Regions from separate parts of the Homo sapiens genome. Here region 1 is linked to region 2. The links are chromatin loops, found by intact Hi-C in ENCODE. Cell type or tissue: CD14-positive monocyte. All regions are shown on one strand.

Region 1 (8,000 bases), 190 kb after region 2:
GGAGACTGCCCTGGGTCACACAGCTGGTCACCGTAGAGCAAGAATTTGAGCCTAGAACCACCAGCTTCGGCTCCCAGCCCAGCAGGAGAGGCAGGGCTCTGCAGGGCGGAGTGCACCAGCTCTGGGGCCAGCTCCCCAAGGGCTCAACTCTAGGCTGCATCAGCTAGAGGTCCCTGTGTCCCCAGCAAGTTGCCGAACCTTTCTGGGCCTGTTTCACAACTAGAAAGCAGGGCTAACAGGGGTACCCACGTCGTAGGGTTGGCCATTTACTCCACAAATACTTATTAGGCATCTACACGGTGCCAGACACGGTTGTAGATCTTGAAGATACAGCAGAGAACAAAACAGACAAAAATTCCCACCTAGAATGTATATTCTGAGTGTAGGGGATGCCAACAAAAAAATGAATATCTGTCAGTGGGAGGCACATAGATTTTGTTTTTTTTTTTTTGAGATGGAATCTCGCTCTGTTGCCCAGACTGGAGTGCTGTGGCATGATCTCGACTCACTGAAACCTCCACCTCCCGGGTTCCTGCCTCAGCCTCCCGAGAAGCTAGGATTACAGGCACCTGCCATCACGCATGGCTAATTATTGTATTTTAGTAGAGATGGGGTTTCACTGTGTTGGCCATGCTGGTCTAAATTTCCTGACCTCAAGTGATCCACGCGCTCCTCGACCCAAAGTGCTGGGATTACAGGCGCGAGCCACCGCGCCCAGCCGGCACATGATATTTATGTTTCCTTGTCACACTTACTCTTGGCTGCACTCTCAAAAGCTGTTTCTTATTTCTTCCTTTGCTACCAAAATAGCAGTTCTGTTGGGCCAGCCACATGCCTAGCCCTAGGGATGAATCAGGACTGGCCTAATCATAGGCATCCCACTGCCCTCTGCCCGAGACTTGCCTTTCAGCCTCCTTGCAGCTGGCGGCAGCCATGTGACCCAGTTTTAGCCACTGAGATGCAAGCCCTCTCCCTGCTGTCCTGCTGGTGCAGCTGCTGTGATGTCAGGAGCCTCTGAGCAGCCGCAGCCACTTCGTGACCATGAAGCAACTGAAAGACACCACACTGAGGGTGACCGAGCAGAAATGTGGAAGGAACCTGGGTCCTTCAGGGAAGTGGAGCTGGGCTTCTATGCTCTGCAGCCATTGTTCATCCGCCCGAAAATGAACCCCTGGGCGACAGGGACAGGGAAACACTCCTCCCGTCAGGCCAGGCTCCTTGAAGGAGAGAGTTGTTAGGATGTCCCTCCACCAGGGATTCTGACTCAACTGGCAGGCGGTTAGGCCGGGGCATCTCCTAAGAGCCCCTCAGGTGACTCTGATGGGCAGCCTCGGTGCACTGGGCAGATGAAGGAAGATGCAAGCGGGGTTGAGTGGGGAAGTGGAGACTCCACAATCAGGACAGGCCAACCCTGTCCCATGAGGAAAGCCTCAAAGCAAGATGGGATGGGAGGGGTCTGCGGTGGACCTGCTGGGTGCTTCTTGAGCTTGATCAGTGAAGAAGGAGAAGGAGGAACAAGGAGAGAAAGAGGGAGAAGCAGAGGGGAGGGCAAAGATCCCAGAGACTCAAGAATCTGCCACCCAGGCCCTGGCGACTAAAACAAGGCCAGGATGAGGAGAGGCTGGTAAGACCCACACCATCCGGAGTGACCTTGCCAGGGGCTAAGGAGGGCCCTTGCCCAGGGTTCCCAAACTTCATGCATTCTGAGGCTCCCTCTGTGACCTTGACCATCTCATCTGGTCTACCATTTGTTTCATACTTTTCTTTAAAATGACTCAGATTTTTTTCTTTTTTTTTTTACTTAAATGTTTATTTTAGCCCTTTGGGAGGCCGAGGCCTATGGATCACTTGAGGTTAGGAGTTCGAGACCAGCCTGGTCAACATGGTGAAACCCCATCTCTACCAAAAATACAAAAATTAGCTTGGCATGGTGGCACATGCCTGTAGTCCCAACTACTTGGGAGGCTGAGGCTGGAGGATCACTTGAACCCAGGAGGTGGAGGTTGCAGTGAACCAAGACTGCACCACTGTACCCCAACCTGGGGGACAGAGTGAGACCCTGTCTCAAAAAAGTAAATACAATAAATAAATAAATGTCTATTTTAAAAGGAAATTCTGTTGCACCAATGTAAATGGAAAACCAGTATCACTTGCTTTGCAGATGACTCTGAAAATAAGCACAGTGGCCATCAGTCGTGTTTAGTATTGACCAGGATTTCAGATGCTGTCACAGTGTGTTCGTAAACTGCCACCTGCACACGCCAGGAGCCTGGGGCCTGCTCTCTCAGATGGAGCGGGGGGTAAGCAGGAGTTGGCCAGTATTAAAGACACATGAGCCCCCAGCTCAGCCGAGAAGAAGAGAACAATCATTGGAGACAAACAGCTATTCCCCTGGACACTGTGCCTACCACACAGGGCACCCAGTGGACTGCGATGGCCAGAGTCCCATTTCTGGCACACTCATCCAGGCCAGCCAGAGTTGGGGAGACTGGACCCCAAGAGCAGAGGTCACATCAACACCCACACCAGCCTCAGGCACGTCCCCTTGTCCCCTTGTCCTCTCCGCACAGGCAAGAGATCCCCAACCTCTGCCCTGTGCCAAGAGCATGTCCGAAATTTCACAACTACCTTTATGTGGCAGGTGCCTGGAGCTGGAGCTATCCTTCCAGCACCTACAACCACGAGGCCCCCGGGCGTCTTCCCAGAGGGAAACACTGGGTTTAAGGGCATCAGTTCAACTGTTCAACTCCCATGAAGGCAGCGTGAATGGTCTGACTCCGCTCCTGGGCAAGCACAAGAGTATGTGCCAATCGGGTGTGTGGGCTGGCCTGGCCACCAACACAGGTCTCTGGGGACGGTGGCTTGCCCGCATTCCAGAACCACAGGCTGGGGCATGCCTGCCGGGCGGCCGGCTCTCTTACCGCCAGGCAGAAGGGGACAGAAGCCCTTTGTCTTCCCGTCACATCCCAGAGTTGGCACATCCCCAGGAGCTGCGGTCACCTCCTCTTTCGCAGACAAGGTTGCCTCATGTTGCTAAGAAACAGCTTGGAGGGAGGGGAACCCAAGCTCCAGGTGGCGCTGAGGTGCCTCAGCTCTGAGCCCCTGAGCGGCTGTGGAGGGAGGGCTGGCCTCTGTTGTGTCCCCTGCTTATTGTAAAATGGGAGGTTCATAAACCACAACTCACAGAGCAGTGGAAAGGATCAAAGAGCTAATGCGTGTCCGGCACCTCGCGTAGTGTGAGCGCTCCACAAGTGTGAGCAAGGGACGTCTGGGTTGTTTTCTTTTTTCCACCTCTCAGTTTAAATAAGGTTGCTGTGAACGCTTTTCCTGCTGAGGGTTATTTCCTCAGATGCAGAACCCCGCCTCAAGATAATATTCGAGGTCGGGGGGTCAGGCAGCTGCGTGGGGCTTTTTCCATGCAGACAGAAGCATCTTCAAAATCGGAATCTGTTTACAGCAAAGGGATGTGTTATTTTCCCCGCATCCTTTGCAGCACTGGGCTTGTTTTATCGATTTTTTTTTCTCATTCGATCAGCAAGGCTGTGCATTCCTCCGTGTACTGTTTAACTGTCTGTATTTCCTGAGGGATTCATGGTTTGTTCACTGCCTTTGATTGTTTTTCAGGTGGTGTCTGGGACAGTGCCTGGTGCTGTCAGCTGGAGCTGGCAGGCCCACATTGGAAGCATCTTCTAAGTAGGAAGGGGAGACAAGGGCTTGAAGCTGGGGGAGATGGGGAAAGCCTCCCGCCCCATCCACGCCATTCCTGCCTTCCCCTCGTCCTGGGTATTTTGGAGCCTGCCAGCTGAGGAGTGCTCTCCCAGGGTTGGGACTGCAGGCGCCTGACAAACTGAAGAGCACTGAAGCTGGAGATGCAAAGAAGAGGGAGCATTGACTATGTTCTTGGAGCAACGAGCAAGTCAGTGAGGCACGCGTGTGACAGGTGCCTTTCCTGAACCCAGCAATCCTCCTCCCCTTTCCCTGGCTCTCCTGGGAACTCCTAATGAAGTCAGAATAAGCCACTCCATCAATTTATGATCCCCAGATGACTGTGTCCCTTTGCTCCTTAATCACTCAGGTACCCAGATTCTCTATTAGCAAGAAGCCCAGAACCCCCTTCTCGAGTCCTCTCTCGTTTTCAATCTTCCAAGGACACCGAAGTCTTCCTTAACCCACTGCTGGGGGTTGACTGCCGAAGGTCACTGATGCCGGGGCATCTTGCCACCACATGGGGGCACTGCCAAAGATGTGTGCAGAATAGTCCTGCAGACACTGCGCTCGGCAGCGGAGCTCATGCTAGGCGAACCCTTGCCTGGGTGTTGGAGGTCACCCACACTTGAGACTTGAGTTTACAGCTCTCATGGGTCACTCTTAAATACTCAGAGCAGAATGCCAAGTGACTCCTCATCCATGCTCCATGCACCCTGGATCCCAGAACGGGGCACATCACTTTCCTCCACCACTGTCGCCCTGCTCGCCACCACCTCCTCCCGCTAGGCCGGGCTTTCTCAACCGCCACCCCTTTGACATTTGGGGCCAGATCTTTCTCCGCTGTGGGGACATGGCAGGATGCTTGGCAGCACCCCTGGCCTCTGCCTATCAGGTGCCTGTAGCACACCACCACTATGACAAGAAAAAATGTCTCTAGACATTGCCCAACATCCCCTGAGGAGCAGAATGGCCCCAGTGGAGAGCCAGTGCCCTAGACTATTGGGGTACCACCCCTCCACGCTGGCCTGGACCCCCTCTACACTGGCCTAGACCCTCTCAACACTGGCCTGAACCCCCTTCATGCTGGCCTGGACCCCCTCCAACTGGCCTGGACTCCCTCCCCTGGCCCCTTGCCTCCCTTTCTTGACATCACAGTAGGGGTGAGCTTTAAAAAAACCACACAGCTCGTGATGCATGTCACGCTAGGTTCAAAAGCGCTGGGTGGTTTCTCTTGGTATTTGAGATCCACACCTCTGCCTTAGTGCCCGGGCCCTGCAGGGCCTGACCTCACCCCTGTCTCCAGCTTGACTGGCTCCCACACCAGGCACAAGAGCCCTGGCTGTGACATCAGCACGCTCTGTCCTCTCTGCCTTAAGCCCTGTTCAGTCTGTCGCTGCATTCCAGGCCCTTCCACACCCCAGGGGCCTGCAGAGGCCCTGGGACCCCGCCCCTGGTGTTGCCCACTCTACTACGCCTCTTGGTCCATCTGCCTGATTTATGCCTTCATTACCTTTCCTTAGTTATATCCGGTTTCTGTTTTATTAGTTTATTTTTATTGTATTTACTTCTGTCATTCCCATTAGACTGTCAGCTCCGTGAAGGCAGGGGCCTGTCTTGTTCCCTGCCGTATCCCCAGAGTCTAGAACGGCACCTGGGTTGTGGGAGGCACCCAGAAAACACCAGGTCCCTGAAGGAATGAATGAAATGGGAGTGGGCTTCTCTTGTCCTGGAAATGGGCCTTGTCCCCCACATGGCTGTGGAGCTGCAGAGGGGGAGGCTGGAACTACTGTCCTATGGGCCCCTGTGGGCTCAAGAATCCTGCACTCAGCCTAGGACCTGCAGGCTTCGTGTCTCTGGCTCTTGGGAAACAGGTGGAAACTTCCTTCCCGAGAGCCGGAAGCAGCCGCAGGCCCCGCCACACCCAGCCCTGGCCCAGCTCAAGGCGAGGCCCTGGGTCTAAATATAGAAAGTGGGTTGTGAGAGGGCGGGTTTCTTCTCTGGTGAGAGGAAGTGGCTGCTCTGATTAAAACCGGGGTTTGTTCACCCCTCATTGAGACAGTCCTCCCCACCAGCCAGGAAGAAAGGAAATGTGGCAAAATGAACCCAGCCAATGGGGCCTTCCAAAAAGGCCCGGAGAAAGCACCCGGGGGGCAGATGGTCTCTTGTTCCTCCCTGGGGAATGGCTGGGAACCCTGCAGTGAGACACAGGGGCTGCGTGTCCCTGAGCCAACTCTAGCCGCTCTGGGTCTCAGTTTGAAAAAAAAGGGATTGGCCAGATTTGATTTTCAAAGCTGATGTTACCTGGTATTGCCTGAATCAGGAGCTCTCTGAGTCTCAGTTTCCCTATCTGCAGAATGGGTTGATGATGACCATGCCTGTAACAGAACGGCTAGTAGGATTCAAGGAGGCAGTGTGTGTGGCTGGCCTAGGGCAGAGCTGGCACATGACCAGGGCTCCGAAGGTGCTCGCTGTTGTCAGATGTCCACATGAAGTTTGACAAAATGAACGCAGAGCCCCTTGTTGAAACATTACCAGGAATTTCAAGATGGGCTGGGCGCAGTGGCTCATGCCTATAATCCCAGCACTTTAGGAGGCCGAGGCAGGCGGATCGCTTGAGGTCAGGAGTTCAAGACCAGCCTGACCAACATGGTGAGACCCTGTCTCTACTAAAAATACAAAAATTAGCCAGGAATGTGGTGCACGCCTGTAATCCCAGCTACTCAGGAGGCTGAGACAGGAGAATCACTTGAACCTGGGAGGCGGAGTTTGCAGTGAGTGGAGATCATGCCCATGGGTGACAGAGTGAGAACTCTGTCTCAGAAAAAAAAAAAGAAAGAAGAATTTCAAGATGGTAACAGCAGAGCAGGAAACCCTGAGCAGGGCCCTTCCGAGCCCTGCGTGACTGTCCTGGCTTCTGAGCCCTGAGTGACTGTCCTGGCTTCTGAGCCCTGCGTGACTGTCCTGGATCATGCATCCTGATAGGATGATTTCTATCAGAGGAGCCTCGGGGAGCCTACAGAGCAGTGCACAGCCCCCAAGCCCACCCCCAGCCCAGGCCCACGCTTCCCCCACCCCCGACCCGCTGCCCTGCTGCAGTTCCACGGATGGCCCGTTTGAAGAAGGTGATGAAAGTAGTAAAAAGGTGATGATGCCCAAATGCCAGTCCTCGGGGGACGGGTGTGACAGGGCTGAGCCCTGGGGTGGGTGGGGGCTGCTCTTCCAAGAATGGGCCTCACCTATACCCCTCCTCCCTGGACCTCAACATGTCATCAGTGGAAAACACAAAATCGAAGCACTGTGCACAGCGCAGATCATTCTCATGTGAGCTGTTTCACTGGTGCACACAAAACTATGGTCCTGCAAATTGCTGTAATCATAAATAGGCAGGTGAGGCCAGGCGCCGTGGCTTATGCCTGTAATCCCACTCAAGCCCTGAGCTTGACCCTGGCAAGCCAGGACCACCATCTCCAGAAAGAAAGAAAAGGTGCAAAGAGAGTAAGTGCAGAGAGTTCCCATACGCCCTTCACCCAGCTTCTTTCCTATTAGCATTTTACAAAACCACAGGACAATCAGCAACACTAAGGCATTCACATTGATGCAATAATTTTTTTTTTTTTTTTGAGACCAAGTCTTGCTTTGTCACCCAGGCTGGAGTGCAGTGGTGCAATCTCATCTCACTGCAGCCTTCACCTCCCAGGTTCAAGTGATTCTCCTGCCTCAGCTTCCCGAGTAGCTGGGATTACAGGCACGTGCCACCACGCCTGCCTAATTTTTTGTATTTTCAGTAGAGACGGGGTGTTACTATGTTGGCCAGGCTGATCTTGAACTCCTGGCTTCAGATGATCCACCTGCCTCGGCCTCCCAAAGTGCTGGGATTACAGGCGTGAGCCACTGTGCCCGGCCGATGCAATAATATGAATCAGACCATAGGTCACGTTCAGGACTCACAGCTTCTTCCTGATGTCCACTTTCTGCTCCAGGATCTCACGTCACACTGCAACCACCCAGGGGCCTTTCCCTGGGCTTTCTTTGTCTTTTGTGACCTTGACATAGTGAAGAGTATTACGTATTTTGCAAAGTGTGCCTCAGTTCGGGTTTGCCTGATGTCCTCTTGTGTTTTAAAATAGTATGTAATTCATATTCCACAAAATTTGCTCTTTTAAGTTTGTAAATTAGGCCAGGCACAGTGGCTTATGCCAGCTCTTTGGGAGGCTGAGGCAGGAGGATCACTTGAGCCCAGGAGTTTGAGACCAGCCTGGGTGACATAGGGAGACCCCGTCTCGAGAAAAAAA
Region 2 (8,000 bases):
ATGACACAATGAGAAGGCAGCCATTTGCAAGCCAGGAAGAGAGCTCTCACCGGAACCTGACCATGGTGACTCCCTGCTCCTGAATTTCTAGCCTCCAGAACTGTGAGAAAAGAAACTTCTATTGTTGAAACCACTCCGGCCATGGTATTTTGTTATGACAGTCCAAGCTGACTAAGAAACACAGGTAATCCATTTTTATTATAGAAAGAAAGAAAATCTAGAATACACATCACCTATGTATCTCGGAGACATACTCCATACTCTCAGTATTTTTCTGGGTTATGGATAATCACAGACATTTTAAAATGGAATCATACAATTTATAAACATTTTTTCCAATATACTGTGAACACTTTTCCATATCAATAAATACAATTCTAGATCCCATTTTTCATAGCTTCAGAGCATTTCACTGTACAGACTTCCTAATTCATTGACCTGATCCCTTTTGTTTGGATATCTAGGCTGTCTGTGCCTCCTTCACCTTTGTAACCAATCCTGTGATGAACATCTCATGCGTACATCTTTGAACAATGTAATATTATCTCTAGGATAAAAGAAAGGAACTCTGATTATTAGCACTGCTACACACACAGCGAGTGGCCCATCACTGATGATGAACAAGCAGAGACCACATGGCAAGGTTGGGACACAGGCATTCTCTGGACTGACTACACTCTCTCAAAAATGCTTTTCATCCCTAGACCTTCACCCAGTGATCTTGAACCAGTTGATTCAACATTTTGGTTTTCTGTTAAAACAAAATTAAAATAAGTTTATGTATCAGGTAAATCTTTCTATAGTAAGTGACCTACACCTAAATGAGACCTATTAGCAGAAAAGGACATTGTTGGCGCATATAATTGAAAAGCCAGAGTCTAGAGCTGGGCTAAATTATACACTACTGGATCTAGACATGCTCACGGTGGTGTTAGGGGGAGTTTGTCTCCACCATCAAATTGCTGTTCTCTCTACTGATTTCTGTTCAAATTCTCCTTTCCTGGCACTATCTTTTATCTAGGCTCATTTCCTTACACTTCTAAATCCACTCCGAAGAAATTAGTCCCCAGTCCTTCCTGCAGAAGTCTCAGAATTGAAGCTCATTGGCTTGGCTTAGGTCACATGCCCATCTCTGGACCAGTCACTGCAGCCATAAAAATGGAAGGCTCTAATTGGCCAAGCTTGAGTCCCACGCCCTGCCCTGAACCTTGGAGAGGGAGTCAGCGCCACATGGGTTGAGAAGGGGTGAGGAGGTTTTCAAAGGAAAATTGAGGGGATTTTACCAGAATAAGGGGTTGGGTGCTGGGCAGCTAGCAAGAACAGATTTCACTACACTTGACAAGTAAATGGATTAATCATGAAAAACAGGAAGACTTTTCTAGCTATGGCAATGTGTCCGGAATTGGTGGGTTCTTGGTCTCACTGACTTCAAGAATGAAGCCGCGGACCCTCACGGTGAGCGTTACAGCTCTTAAGGTGGTGCGTCTGGAGTTTGTTCCTTCTGATGTTCGGATGTGTTTGGGGTTTCTTCCTTCTGGTGGGATCGTAGTCTCGCTGGCTCAGGAGTGAAGCTTTAGACCTTCGCGGTGAGTGTTACAGCTCTTAAGGTGGCGCATCTGGAGTTGTTTGTTCCTCCCCATGGGCTCGTGGGCTCGCTGGCTTCAGGAGTGAAGCTGCAGACCTTCGCGGTGAGTGTTACAGCTTATAAAAGCAGTGTGGACCCAAAGAGTGTGCAGTAGCAAGATTTATTGCAAAGAGTGAAAGAACAAAGCTTCCACACGGTGGAAAGGAACCCCAGCGGGTTGCCACTGCTGGCTGGGGCAGCCTGCTTTTATTCTCTTATCTGGCCCCACCCACATCCTGCTGATTGGTAGAGCGAGTGGTCTGTTTTGACAGGGTGCTGATTGGTGCGTTTACAATCCCTGAGCAAGACATAAAGGTTCTCCAAGGCCCCACCAGAGTAGCCAGATACAGAGTGTCCATTGGTGCATTCACAAACCCTGAGCTAGACACAGGGTGCTCATTGGTGTATTTACAAGCCCTGAGCTAGACATAAAGGTTCTCCAAGGTCCCACCAGAGTAGCTAGATACAGAGTGTCCATTGGTGCATTCACAAACCCTGAGCTAGACACAGGGTGCTGATTGGTGTATTTACAAACCTTGAGCTAGATACAGAGTGCTGATTGGTGTATTTACAAACCCTAAGCTAGTCATAAAGGTTCTCCACTTCCCCACCAGACTTAGGAGCCCAGCTGGCTTCACCCAGTGGATCCTGCCCCGGGGCTGCAGGTGGAGCTGCTTGCCAGCCCTGTGCCATGTGCTCGCACTCCTCAGCCCTTGGGTGGTCAATGGGACTGGGTGCCATGGAGCAGGGGGCGGCGCTCGGCAGGGAGGCTTGGGCTGCACAGGAACCCATGGAGGCAGGGGAAGGCTCAGGCATGGCGGGCTGCAGTCCCCAGGCCTGCCCCGCGGGAAGGCAGCTAAGGCGAGAAATCGAGCGCAGCGCTGGTGGGCTGGCACTGCTGGGGGACCCAGTACACCCTCCGCAGCCACTGGCCCGGGTGCTAAGTCCCTCATTGCCCAGGGCCAGCAGGGCCGGCCGGCTGCTCCGAGTGCGGGGCCCGCCAAGCCCACGCCCACCCGGAACTCCAGCTGGCTCTTGCTCGCAGCCCCGGTTCCCACTCGCACCTCTCCCTCCACACCTCCCTGCAAGCTGAGGGAGCCGGCTCCGGCCTTGGCCAGCCCAGAAAGGGGCTCCCACAGTGCAGCGGTGGGCTGAAGGGCTCCACAAGTGCCGCCAAAGTGGGAGCGCAGGCAGAGGAGGCGCAGAGAGCAGCGAGGGCTGTGAGGACTGCCAGCACGCTGTCATCTCTCAGCAACACTCTTGCATTGTGTAGACAGTGCAGTTTCCTGTGCATGAAGCTGGGGAAGGCAGCCGTGTCTGAACCAGTCCGTCCATTTCCAACGACTTCAGGTTAGTTTTAAGTTGATATTTGTTGAAATTAGTTCAGCATGTGTGTCTGGCTTCCTGTCTCAGTCGCAGGCCTAGACGGAACGTTCAGTGTGAGGAAGCATGTGTGAGCCAGCGAGGAGACAGAACACACAGCAAACCCGTGCCAAGTCAGCAATGCATTTTCTTTAGCACTTTGTACAGTTGTTCTGAAGTAAAAGAACTGTTTCTAAAAATAAAACAAAATATTATAAAAGCTTCACAATCAAACAATTTGAAACAAACCATGGATTTAAATGTGCAAATAAATTTTAAAAAGAAAGATCCATCTGTGTGTCTGTTTGTGTGTGTTAGCTCACTTCCTCTAACTTCCCCTTCTCACCCTCACCCCCCACTTCCCTTCCTGCCCCCTCCCCCTCACCATCTTGCCTAATAGTTCTGTGAGCAGAGGGCTGAAATCATGACGTTCAACTTATTAAAAGGCTTTTACTGAGTTCAAACTTATTAAATTTGTCTTTAAAAGCTTCTAACTTGATTGAGTGAGTGAGTGAGTTTAAAAATGAATTTTTTAAATTCATAGAGTTAGAGTCCTGCCTGCCCTTCATAAGAGTCGACAAAGGCAGAGGAATCTGCAAAGCCTGAGGTCAGGGCCTCCAGCTCTGTGGTCATACAATCTGAATTCAAATCCTCTCCACTGCCCCTTTCCAGCTATTCAACCCCTGCATGCTACTTAACCACTCCAGGCCTCAGCAGCCGTAAGGAATAACTTACGCAGAAATCTGTCGCAGGTGTGGTTGGTATCCCACCCACACCCACTTGGCCCTTTGCATTTCTGTCCACATGGGTCCAGCTTCCAGCTGAAGGCATCTGTGCCTTGCCTGGAGTTTCTTCTGGCCCCCATGTAGCAGGCCAAGAGTGCCAGGGAATTAACACCCCCTGCCAGGGGCAACCTCACTGAGTGATGATGGGAGTGGGTGGATCAATACCCCAGTTCCCTTGTCCTATGGGTAGATCACCCTGAGGCACGTGCTCTCCCAGCATTGTCCAGCAGGATTGAGCTCCAGCTGCCCGCAGAAGTCATCAGCAGATGGCACATCCTTGACTGCTCTCCATCCTTCCTGGGCTCACCTCCACACCCACCTCCCAGAATTTCCTGAGACCACCTCTCAGATAACCAACTTGCACTCAAAGCTCTCCTTTGGAGTGTGCTTCTGGGAGTGCTCAGCCTCAGACAAACTAGAAAGCAGTGGTCAGTAAAGTGAGAAAGTCAGAGAACCTTGGAGGAGAAGGGCTCAGGGAGGAGAAAGCACAGAGAGGCTATGTGTGTGTCTGGGGCTGCGTATATGAGATCAGTGTGCACATATAGTCACCTTGTTCTATTTTTAAAAATCTTAATGATTTTTTAACCCAATATATCAAATATCGTTTCAACATGTAGTCAATATTTTAAAAATCATAATGAGGAAAAAATCTTAAATATTAGACTCTCTTCTTCTAGCTAGTCAGCTTTCTGTGCCCCTGAGTACTTGGCACAATGTCCTGTTCCCTTGGGCACATTCAGTCAAAGAAACCTTAGGAAGCAATGACATTGCAACTTACTTTTTCTGACAGGCCTCAAAAGCCATGCTAGATAGCAGAGTTGTCTGACGTAGAAAGCATTTCTTCTTATCTTTGCAGAATTATAACAACAGATTTGTTCCTGGCAATATTAGAATTGCTAAGAGCTTGGATTCTAGGGTCTCATAGCAATCCCATCTTTAATGCTCACTAGCTCTATGATCTTGGCCAGTCAACTTGGTAATTTCTCCATGTCTCAGTTTCCTTGTCTGTGAAATGCAGATTTAATCTTAATTACCTACCGTATAGCATTGCTATAAGAAGTCAATGAAATAGTGTAAGGCACTGGAAATTGAGTACACAATAAGCTCCAAATAAATGTAAGTTGCTGTTGGGTTACCAAGTCTTTGGGTCAAATTTCAAAGGAGGATACCCATTTTAAATGAAAAGAAGTTACACATTAACATGTAAACGCATCTCCCCTTGCCCTGTCTTCTGTCCCGCACTCAGCAACACCCAATGCCACCATCAATTCACACCCTGTCCACTATTCTGGGAGGCCAGGGCCCTGTCCCTTGGATGTGTGTCCCTCCATTTCCCGATCTTACCTTTCAGGTGTGAAAGTCTTAGAACATCAGGCTGACAGACGTTTCAAGAGCCTCTGAAAATGTTTGTGCCCAAAAATATGGAAGAAAAAAAAACCCACTGCAAAATTAAAATCAATAAATGTTTAATTAAACATCTAGAAAACTAACATCATGGCGAGTTCATTAATTGTTCCATTTAGTTCTCATAAAAATTTCATGACACTGCATTATTTTTGAAAAGAATTTATAGGTGGTGAAATTTTCCTCATTTTGCAAGAATTCCCAAGAATAATGCTTGATAAATTGTGGCCAATTGTAATTCAGTGAATTTTTTGTAGGCAAATAATTTTGGAAGCAAAATGATTTTTAAAATCTTTTGATTATAATAAAAGTTAAATATGAAGTGGCCTCCTTCCCTCTCCCCTTGCCCACTTCCTGTCACCTGTTCTCCCAGCAACCAGGGCCACCTTTCCAAATCTTCCACTTGCCTTCGATGAAAATCTTCCCCTGGCCCTTCCCTTACCTCCTGGGTAAAAATCTCAGTTTTCTACCAGGACTGTCCATGCCCTGTCCATGCCCACTTCCCTGACCTCTTACGCACTTGAGAGCAGGTGCTGTTGCCCCCCGCTCAGGTCGCCTTTACCAGTCAGTGCTGGGGCCCTAGGACTTGGTCTGAGTCACCCCATTCATCCCAGGACCAGGCAGTGTGGCCTCTTCTGCAGCCAGAGTGGGAAATGGAGGCAGGAATCAGCAAATGGAACTGCTATTGTTAGAATGTCCCTTGCAAAACTCATGTGGAAATTTAATTGCCATTGTGATGGTATTAAAAAGGTAAGACCTTTAAGAAGTGATTAGGTCAGGAGGGCTCTGCCCTCATGAATGGACAAATGCTATTTTTTGCCATTGTAGTTTGGTTATCTTGGGAGTTCAGCTCCTTTCCTCTCTGTCTCATATGCTTGTATGCCCTTCTGCCTTCCACCATGAGATAATACATCATGAAGTCCCTTGCCAGAGGCTGGTGTCATGCTCTTGGACTTCCCAGCCTCCAGAAGCATGAGCCAAATAAAATCCTATTGTTTATAAATTACCTAGGCTGTGATGTTCTGTTATAGCAGCAGAAAACAGACGAAGACAGAGACGTTTCTCCCATGCCCTGCAGGGCCCAGCATGTGGCCCGATAAAAGGAAGGCATGAGAAAGTATTTGGCAAATGATCAGGTGAGTGAATAGGATTGCTTTATTACCAGAGAGAGGGACAGCTGAGCATCACATGGTGATAACATGACTAGCTCCTGTTTATTGAGCACATACTATGTGCCCAGTGCTCTACTAGGACCTACAGGTACACAATCCCATTTAACCTGTGCAACAATCCCACAAGGTAAGTACTTCTATGACCCCCTTTACAAAGACATAAACTGAGCCTCAGACAGAGCAGTAACTTGCTCAAGGCACAGAGTTAAAAAGCTGGGTGCCAAGACCAGAACCCCAGGTCTCTTCAACTCCAATGGATACAGATAAACAATGGAGGCCCCATCAACAGCTCTGCCTGGAAGAGCAGAGAACAGGGCCAGGGCAGACTCCTCTAGGGACTGCAATGAAAACCTGCTTTCCTGGACACACCAGTTTTACTCAGTCTTCATTCCACCCCAGGAGGATGACTTTGTGACCTTGGGCAATCTCCATTCCCCTCTTCAGCCACCCCTGGTTCTCTGACCCTTGTCCCTGACCAAAGACATGTTATTATTCACATTCAGTACCTTTCCACCTCCTCCCCCTGCATGAATTCACAGAGGAAATCTGAAAATAAAATCCAGGCTGCCTGGTAGAAGGGAGACTTGGGTTTTGTCAACACAATGTGCAGTAAAAATATCTCTCTTTTAAAAGAGAGAGAGAAAAATTTAAAGACTCAAGATCAGTAACATGTAATTATCATCTGGTTTGGGCGGAGAGCTCTAATAGTTTCCAGAAAAACACAAGCCATGAACAGGGAGTGCGCCTTCCAAGGCAAAAGGAGATGAGGACTCCAGCAGGCAGTGGTGCCATCTTGGAAGTCTTGTGGCCTTTGAGGCCCTTTCCAGGCAGAGTAAGGAGGCACAGCAACTGCTGAATAAATGAACCCCGTGAATGGACACACCTGAAGGCACAGAGGAGGTATCTTTGCTCCTTTCTTGGGGACACCAGGGAACCTTGAAATGGCAGAGATAGCTAGGTCTCTGCCAATATCTACTGTCCCCCATTTTAAAGTCATAGAACCCCAATTTTAGCTGAGCACATGGTGACCCACAATACAGACCATCTTTCCAGGCCTCCCCTTACAGATAAGAGCCACAAGACTGACCAATGGGGTATTAGTGGAATGTGTGTGCAACTTGTAAGATGCGTGCTTAAAGGGAGATATCTGCCCTTGTTCCCTTTCCTACTCCCTGCTGGAAGGAATGCAGATGTAATGGCTGGAGCTTAGCAGCCATTCTAAAATGTAAGGCAAACTTGAGAATGAAGGCCACAAATGGCAGACCGACAATGTAGAAGGACCCCAGGTCACCACACTAAACCTGGAATGCCTACAACTCTTTCAAGAAAAAGACACAACTCTATTGTTTTAGCCACTGGTATTTAGGCTTAAAGATAATCCTTAGGGTCAAACTCAACTTAAACAGCTCTTAAATAGAGAAGAGAAATAAAGGCAATCTAAGTATTTAAAAGTAAGACTCCCACTCAGTGGGTGACAAGCACATAGCAGATTCCTGGCTTCATCTCCAGATGTGCCATGGAATGCAAAGAAAGGTGGAACCTACCCACGTGAAATGTTTTCTTCTTTTTGTCTATTGCTCTCTTTTGTTTGTTTGCTGTCTAAAGAGATACTGTGGAGATGCATCATGTTTTCTAACTTATGCAAATGTTGTG

What was found. Hi-C counts contacts between places; a loop is a spot of excess contacts. Peaks named below come from ENCODE experiments on the same cell type or tissue, not always from the same donor. Only the 100,000 strongest peaks of a DNase experiment are listed, where the experiment ranks them.
Region 1: a loop joins it to region 2, with 5 times the contacts of the local background. A loop is called at or near these places in 2 of 110 quality-filtered maps.

What each region holds. Positions count from the first base shown.
Region 1 is chr20:57,430,774-57,438,773 of GRCh38, reverse strand. LOC124904939 (a long non-coding RNA gene) reads left to right here. Exons shown (of 2, transcript XR_007067672.1): 2 at 3,625-4,113. Among named protein-coding and RNA genes, the nearest start is that of RBM38-AS1, 42 kb to the right of the region's middle. RefSeq lists a silencer at 988-1,219 and enhancers at 2,850-2,909, 5,043-5,122, 5,984-6,033. In CD14-positive monocyte, a CTCF peak has its summit at 4,214 (motif pointing right); DNase peaks (open chromatin) are centred at 2,993, 5,683, 7,303, 7,683 and 1 weaker place; H3K4me3 peaks cover 3,905 bases; H3K27ac peaks cover 3,709 bases.
Region 2 is chr20:57,623,495-57,631,494 of GRCh38, reverse strand. No RefSeq gene overlaps it. Among named protein-coding and RNA genes, the nearest start is that of ZBP1, 7.1 kb to the right of the region's middle. In CD14-positive monocyte, no CTCF peak of the experiment used is centred here; DNase peaks (open chromatin) are centred at 1,164, 3,054 and 3,354; H3K4me3 peaks cover 3,509 bases; H3K27ac peaks cover 3,864 bases.